Regions from separate parts of the Homo sapiens genome. Here region 2 is linked to region 1. The links are chromatin contacts, found by Hi-C or POLR2A ChIA-PET in ENCODE. All regions are on one chromosome and are shown on one strand. Each heading gives the region's core, a stretch centred on a gene start or an enhancer-like site at or near the end of the contact. The rest is flanking DNA. Distances are from core to core; before and after follow the strand shown. Region 1 overlaps SLCO2B1 (solute carrier organic anion transporter family member 2B1). Region 2 overlaps SLCO2B1 (solute carrier organic anion transporter family member 2B1).

Evidence for each region. Hi-C counts contacts between places; a loop is a spot of excess contacts on that map. ChIA-PET counts read pairs that join two places held with the same protein, here RNA polymerase II (POLR2A). Pooled maps may share reads with other maps.
Region 2: a map of right lobe of liver shows a loop between it and region 1 (4-fold over the local background). The contact joins two enhancer-like sites. A Hi-C loop is called at or near these places in 14 of 168 maps with a recorded cell type or tissue (Caco-2, HepG2, MCF 10A and 10 more) and 6 of 50 pooled maps. POLR2A ChIA-PET finds 5 or more read pairs at or near these places in 8 of 52 experiments (Caco-2, HepG2, MCF 10A and 5 more).

What each region holds. Positions count from the first base shown.
Region 1 is chr11:75,166,553-75,170,351 of GRCh38, reverse strand. It overlaps SLCO2B1 (solute carrier organic anion transporter family member 2B1), which reads right to left. Exons shown (of 14, transcript NM_007256.5): 5 at 946-1,179; 6 at 588-686. Among named protein-coding and RNA genes, the nearest start is that of SLCO2B1, 17 kb to the right of the region's middle. Within about 2 kb of position 2,036, at least 3 of the 41 ENCODE cell types and tissues checked have a DNase peak (open chromatin) inside an H3K27ac peak, as active enhancers do; they include right lobe of liver, where a contact is called at or near this core.
Region 2 is chr11:75,202,878-75,206,688 of GRCh38, reverse strand. It overlaps SLCO2B1 (solute carrier organic anion transporter family member 2B1), which reads right to left. Exons shown (of 14, transcript NM_007256.5): 12 at 3,724-3,788; 13 at 3,262-3,382; 14 at 140-2,289. The coding sequence ends at 2,109. TPBGL-AS1 (TPBGL antisense RNA 1) reads left to right here. Exons shown (of 6, transcript XR_950308.4): 6 at 1-651. Among named protein-coding and RNA genes, the nearest start is that of TPBGL-AS1, 21 kb to the left of the region's middle. RefSeq lists an enhancer at 2,863-3,729. Within about 2 kb of position 1,573, at least 3 of the 41 ENCODE cell types and tissues checked have a DNase peak (open chromatin) inside an H3K27ac peak, as active enhancers do; they include right lobe of liver, where a contact is called at or near this core.

The DNA of each region.
Region 1 (3,799 bases), core at 787-3,286:
CTACTCTTTCCCAAATGGTGCCCCTGGCAGTTTCCTAGACTCTGAGCTGGTCAGAACTAGAAGGGTTCTTAGAGGTCACAGTAAATGTCCCATCTGAGAGAGGCCCAGGGTAATACTTTGAGTCACCAAGTTCTGCTCCAAAAGTTCTCTCCAGTGTGCACTGTCCTCTCTGTTTAACTCAAGTCTTGTTTCCCCCTAAAAACAGGGGCTCCCTACAGGCAAGAGAGTATGCTCTTCCACCTGCCCCACAGCATGTGTGAGCAGGGGGCTGAGGGCCTGTTGAAGGTGGGGTATGGAACAAGGCGAAGACTCCCAGTAATAGTAGTGACGGCAACCATGGTTCCTAATTTGATGGCACTTTACAGTTTATCTCCACCATCTCGCTGGACTCTGATCACAGCTTTAGGAGACAGACAGGACAGAGATTATCTCACAGATGAGAAAGCTGAGGTTCAGAGAGGCTAAGAGACTTGCCCAAGGTCAGTGGTGCTGCTAGGATTTGAACCGAGGTCCCCTGGCTCAATGTCTCCTATGAGAGTGGCAGTCAGTTAGCTAGGGTCTAGCAAACATGTGCTCCTGAGGCTCACCTTCTGGCATCTGGTTAATGTCCACATAAAGGCGCAGCATGAGGCTGCCCAGCCCAAAGGCCAGGCCTGGCCCCATCATGGTCACTGCAAACAGGATCCCTACAACACAAAGCCTGAGTTAGGATCCTCTGGCCCTGGCTTCCCTCTGCAGACCAGTGCTTGCCCAGTCTCTGATGGGCAAGAACACTCTGTCTCCCCTGGTCAGGGATGGGGAACTCTCCAGGGCTTCCCTGGACCTTTACTGGCCAGATGGGGCAGGGGGCAGGGATTCCATCTCCAGCCCCAACCCTGGGTCTCTCTTCCTCCTAGTTGAGCCTGGCCTGACCCTCAGAGGCCAAGGGATGGCACTGGTCCTCACCGAGGTAGAGGGGCGAGTTGCTGTTGTGGGCAAAGTCATCGATGTAGGAGATGCCAAAGGGCTGAATGGGCACCCCGCCCACGCCCAGCAGGGTCTGTGCCACGAACATGATCCCCACCACACTCAGATGCTGGGTTTCTGTGTAGCTTGAGCAGTTGCCATTGGAGGGGGCCGAGGCTGGGGCCGAGGTTGTGGGCAGGCACAGGGAAGCCTTGAAGTCCTGTGGCATATCCTCTGAGAGACGACAATGAAAAAATATTATAACAATAGCTAAGACTTAAATAGCGCTTACCCCGGGGGAAGGTACTGTTCTAAGTGCTGTGTATAAAAATAATTTGAGCCCCACAACAAACCTCAAGGGTGAGTGCTCTCATTATGCCTGTTTCATAGGTGAGGAAACTGATGCTTAGACAGCAACTAGTAAGGTGACAGGGCCAGGATTGGAACTCAGGAGGTCTGGCTTCAGAGTCCATGCTCTTAAACTGCCCTACACCACCTTTCTGAGCTGAGGCATTTGCAAGTGCCATAGCAACGGTGGCCCCTGGGTGGGGCGGGGTGGTCAAAGGTGGTGTAGTTTGAACTGGGTCCGGAAGAATAAACACAATTTTCCAGAAAAAGAGGGAGGGGAGGGGTGTTCCAGGGAGAGGTCACAGTACACGCAAAACCCAGGGACTTGAAAGGGCACCGTGCCGGGAGAATGAGAAGCTCAGAATGGCTAGATCACAAAGTATGAGGGCAAGGCCAGGGCTGAAGGCACAGTGGAACAGGGTGGGGCAGCTGGGGCTGGATTGTGGAGGGCCCTGGGGCCCTTGGCATTCACTTTGGGGGAGGGTTCAGTGTCAGCTTGGGACACAGATGCAGAGTACAGAAAAGAATTTCTTAATTTAGTACCTGACATTTGTTCCCTGGAGCTCACCAATATTTGGTGAGCAAACTTGAGGAGACCCTCACACTATTATTATCCCAAATGTGGCTGTAGAAGCAGCCTTCTCTCTGCGGCCCTCCATTTATGGAGCTGGGACTCTGAGCTGTGTCAACCCAGCACGGAGAGCCACTCCCTTGGGCTGCAAAGAGCCATGTGAACCAAGGTCAAGAACGTGAAAGAAGCCTTCCACGGAGGCTGCCTGGGACTTGCTGTGTGACTTTGACAGAGGCCCTTACCCACTCTGGGCCTTGGTTTCTTCATCTTTCAAATGAAAGAAAGAACAAAATTTGGCCAGGCGCTGTGGCTCATGCCTGTAATCCCAGCACTTTGGGAGGCCGAGCAGGGTGGATCACCTGAGATCAGGAGTTTGAGACCAGGCTGGCCAACATGGAGAAATCCCATCGCTACTAAAATACAAAAATTAGCCGGGAGTGGTGGCACATGCCTGTAATCCCAGCTACTCAGGAGGCTGAGGCAGGAGAATTGCTTGAACCTGGGAGGCAGGGGTTGCAGTGAGCCAAGTTCAAGCCACTGCACTCCAGCCTAGGTGACAGAGTGATACTCCATCTCAAAAAAAAAAAAAAAAGAAAGAAAGAACAAAGTTCTCCAGATAAGGAATTCAGAAGTGGAAGAATTCGGCAGTTCAGAACAGCAGCTAAGGCAGGGCTACCTGGGTGTGTCCTTGGGGCAGTTCCTCCCCTCTCTGAGCCTTGGTTTCCTCACTTGTGAGGAAGTAATGATAATCCCTGCCTCCTGGAGTCGTGAACATTAAGAGTGGTGGGTGGTGAGTGTGCCTGGGCATGGGGCCTACTAGACGTTAGATGCAACAATTATTAGAGAGGTCATGTCTGCCTTCCCCATCCCTGTGTCCCCAGTGCCCTGCAGAGGGCCTGGCACAGAACACAACTTCATCAGTATTGGATGAAGAATAAGTGAGTGGAATAGCCTGGAGAGTCAGAACAGGAGGGGAGTTTGGAGATCCCCGAGTCTCTCCCATTCTTTGGGCTGATGTAAAGACGGAGGCTCAGACAGAAGGGCTTTGCTTGAGGATTCAGGGGCACCTATTGCAGAGGGGTTTGTATGGTAGTAAGGATGAAGAACATGCATGACCTTGCACAGAAAAAGTGAAAATGTAAAGTGAAAATTCTGTACAAAGAAATGTGAGGAAGTATTATTTTCTGGTATTCCAAGCAGTTCTCTTGACAAGTTTCCACGCAGGCCTAGAGAACGACTCTGCATTCTTCATGCACGCGCTGAGTTTTCCCATTTTCCTGCCTCTGCACCCATGCCCTCCCCTCCACCTGCAACTCCCACCTTCTCTCTAAGCTGCAGCTCAAGTGCCACCTCCTCTAGCCCCTCCAGCTCCCTCCAGCTGCCAAGGTCCTTCCCCTATTCAGGGCTCTAATGGCCTCCTCTGGCCACCTCCCAAGGTGCTGGGCTCTATACCTTGTAGCAGAGTTGCCCGTGCTCACGCCAACCCTGCGCCCCACTGGGTCATGTCTGCTTCATCTTCTCTCCCCTATCCCTGGCCTCTGGTCTGGTACAGAGTGGGACTTCAGAGGTGTGAGCTGGTGGGAGGAGGAGGGAGGAAACCTGCTCTCTGACAGTCTTCTTCCCCTAGAAAGGCTTCCTCCATGCCAGGCTGGGGTGTGGGCTCCTCCCACCCCTGTGCTTCCCTCCTCACACAATTGTTTTTTGTTTTATCTGTCTCCTCTCCCAGGCTGGGAGCTCCCTAGAGTAAAAAGGACTGATTCCCCTGAGAGGCTCAGGCACGAAGTAGGCAGCATTAAGAGTTTGTTGCGTGTCCCATTGGATGGATGAATAGATAAATAGATGGATGAGTAGTAGGTGGATGGATCGATGGGTGGATAGATGATGGATGAATGGGTGGATGGACAGATGGGTGAGTGGGTGGGTGGGTGAGTGGGT
Region 2 (3,811 bases), core at 324-2,823, 37 kb before region 1:
ACCTTGTACCTAATTTTATATTCATAATTTTGTATATTTTTCTTAAAGAGGGCTCCTCAAATTATAAAACCTTCAGTTCCCACAAGGTCTACACATCCAACCTTGGCTCCATCATTTATTTTCTGTGTGATCTTGGGGAAGTCACTTGTGCTTTCTGAGCCAGTTTCCTCTTCTATAAAATGTGAATGACAATTTGGACAGGTGAGGATTCAGAAATCCTCATGACCTTATTCCATTTTTGAAACCATTAGTAGACGAAGACACTCAAACAAAAATTAGACCAGAATATAAAGATTGGAAAAGATGTAATATACAAGCAATAATGGTGAGCAATGAATCCAGTAAAACCTAAATCTAAGTTAATGGAAATGATGTGGTTGTTGCAAACCTCTAATGCAGTTTATGAAGAAAGAATTTTTGTAATAGAAGAGACATTATGCAAGAACAAATTTAATAATAAGCTGTATCTATAATTCCAGACTTTTTTTCCCTGCAAAACCTGGGAAACAAGAGGGATGAAGGAATATAAACATCCTAAAAGCCTCATATTGTTGAAGGAGACTTTGAAATTCTTGGCGTTGATAGATACATGCTCAGATATTTATTAAACATTTACAGATACCAACCAGCAAAATAAAAAGGGAATTGGAACTTCTGTACCTCCCTTTTCTTTTATCATGTGGGAAAGTCTCAAAGCCCTGGCACTGGGAGCTGCTCAGAAGGCAAGGGCCACATGTGCCCCCAGCTTCCCCCCACCCCCAGCACAGGGCCAGGAAGCCACTGCTGGTGGCTCCCTGTCTGCTGCCTCCCGAGCAGTAGGTCCCAGCGAGGTGGGGTGGTAATAGGTTGGGCTGGGAGCAGATTAGCAAACCCTCTCCTCCCCGCAAGGAAATAACCAGGCCAGATAAGACTAGCCATAAAACAAAACAAGGGCTGATGTAGAAAAGGATTGGATCATAAGACACGAGCAAGCCATAGCATCACTCATTACACAGAGCTGAGCTTTACTGCTCCCAGCACTACAGTCCTGGGCCTGACACCAGCCCAGGCATCGGAGAACCAGGTGCCACCCCCAAAAAACAGTGTCACAGAACTAAACATTATCCACACTGCCCCAGGTGACACAGACCCAGGCACCCAGGAGAAAATAGAGAAATTAGGATCCTAGTCACAAAGGTCACAGGGACTTTGGTGGCCCCTGGTCACATGTGTGAAATCTTGGCAATGTGTAGGAATCAGTGAGTGCGCGCTGAGTGTGTGTTTGTCTGAAATTAGAAAATACCCAAGTGTGGGCCTGAGTCTCCCTCCCTACCCCAGGGCCCAGACTTGCCCACCCAGGGCCCTAAGGCAGGTGTTGGGCCTCACCCTCAACCGTGGCTCCCTGAGGGCAAGGGCTAGAATTTCCTGAGATGGAGAGTGAGTCTCCCCGCTTCAGCTAAGGATTCCTGGGGCCCCCACACAGGCCTCTTGAAGGCCCTGCCAAGTCTGGGTGTCCCACTCCTGAGGCCAGCTCCGTCCTCCCTGTGGGAGTCTACCCAGGGTCCAGCTCAGTGCTCTGCCTCCAGGGGGCGCCAAAGGGACACTTCTTAAAGGCTGCTGGAGTTGGGGAGGAGAGCTGAGTGTACCCTGACCGCACAGATGGTCATAGCTGAACGAGCCTGAAGGCTGGCAAGTTCATTCCTACCTGACAGGAGATGGCTAAGGCTCAAAGAAGGTGATCCAGGCGAGTGCAGACCTGGGCTGGGGCCCAGCATGGAGGGCAGCCTGGCCCACTATGGCTCACTTTGCTATCCTAGGGCCCCAGGGAAAGGTATACTTCTTTCCACCCAGGAAAGCCTGGCCCCAGGACAGCTGGCTGGCTGGGGGAAGGAGGAAGAAGACCCTCTTGCTCCAGAAATGGCCAACACAGCAAATGCCCAAACAACTCTTTGGTTCAGACTAGCAAGCAAAGGCTGAGAGAGGATCAATGTCTTGCCTGAAGTCACACAGCAATTTAGTGGAGGAGCCAGAATGGAACACAGGGCTCTTGACACCCAATCTTGGGCAAAGGACTCAGAGGAGGTACTGCTGTGGCTGCTACTCTTGGCCAGGTGGGGCCCCAAGACAGCTCACACTCGGGAATCCTCTGGCTTCTTCCCTGGCCCCGACACTAGCAATTGCTGCTCTACGGCAGGGCTGGATCTGCTCTCTTTGGTCCTTGCCTCTTTGTCCTGCTGCCTCAGGACAGCCAAAACTAAGGCGAAGCAGATCACAGAACCTGTTTTGAAGAAGAACTGGAGGCCGATGAACCTGGGGAAAGAATGGGGACCCTTGAACTCAAGAGCTGCCAGGCCAGGGCATGGACGTCAGCAGTCATCACTCATTGTGAAATCAGAGATACTGAGGCCTCAGGGAGACATTGACCTCTGCTGTGGCTCTTCCCTGGAGGAGGGGGAGAGGCTCTGCAGAGGAGCCCTGGGTGGGAGCAGAGGCCTGGCCATCTTCATCGCCCTGTCCTGGACTCTGCTCTGTGGCCTGGCCTGGCCCTGCCTCTCTCCGAGCCCAAGGGCTCAGGGGGCCTGACAAGTGCAATTTTATATTGCGCCACCTGCCACAAGAACAAACGGATTCCCTCTCCCCTGTTTAACTATCAAAGCCCTTGTTTGACTTTTCCTTTTCTAGGAAGCCCCCTGTGGACAGTCCCAGCCCACAGAAACTGTGCCCTCCTCACCTCCTCAGAGCTGAAAGTGACCAGCTCCCTGTCCCCAGCCCTGCTAGCAAGTCCTCTCCACATCCATCCCAGGCCAGCCGCCTCTGTGCCTTCAGGTTCCTTTGAGTTCCCCTTTGTACAGATGGGAAGACTGAGCCCCAGACAAGATAAGTCCCATGATGAGGGAGACAGAGCTGGGCCTGAAACCCAGGCCTCCTGTGTCCTAGACAGGGCTTTCTCCCCAGCCCTTCACCCCAAGTCCCTCTCGCAGCATGGCTGCTCCTCTGTTTCTCCCCAAGTTCCTGCATAGACTCTGTGGTCAAGGCCCAGCTCTGCAAGTTATTAGCTGTGTGACCTTGGGCTACTTGCTTTAACTGTCACTTTCCTCATCTATAAAAGGAGGGGGGCAGTGTTTAGCTTGAAGGACTGGTGAGCTCAGCACTGAATATATAATGACACCTGTCACCTAGCAGGTAGACTTAAATGAAACCTCCCCTCCCTGCTGGTATCCTGCCTGGGACTCTGAGAGTATTTCCAGCACCCTTCCCACAAGCCATCAAACCAGGTCTCACCGGTTTCGGAGCAGGTCATTATTGTAGTAGCGACAGACAGCTCGACGCCCACAGCTCAGGGCCCAGTGCACACAGGTGGTGTCGATGGCGCTGCCGTGGATCACGGGGCTGGGCATCCAGGCTGAGGGAGGTGGTGCTCAGGGGACAATGAAGGCCCACCGTCCTACCCTGCCCCCTCCCTGGCATGTACAACCCCTCAGGGGCTCTGGGTTACTGGGGCCTCTTGGCTGTCTGGCCCTCAAGCCCGCCCCACCCCTGCATCCGAGGTGGCTTCCTGACGGGCTGTCTAGACTCTGCCTCTATACCCCGCTCTAGGAGAGCTGGGCCAGGTCTGTCACCCCATGAGCTTGTGAGCCCTAAGATCAGGGATTGAATTCCGCTCATGCCTGTGCCCCAGGCCTGGCACACAGTGGGCATCTGGACCCCATCACCACCACCAATGGTCCCAAGCAAGATCTTTACCCAAAATCCTCAGGAACATGAACTGGATGCCCACAGCCAAAGTCTTGTCTTCTTTCTTCACTCCTCTAACAAGCAGAGACATGGGCAA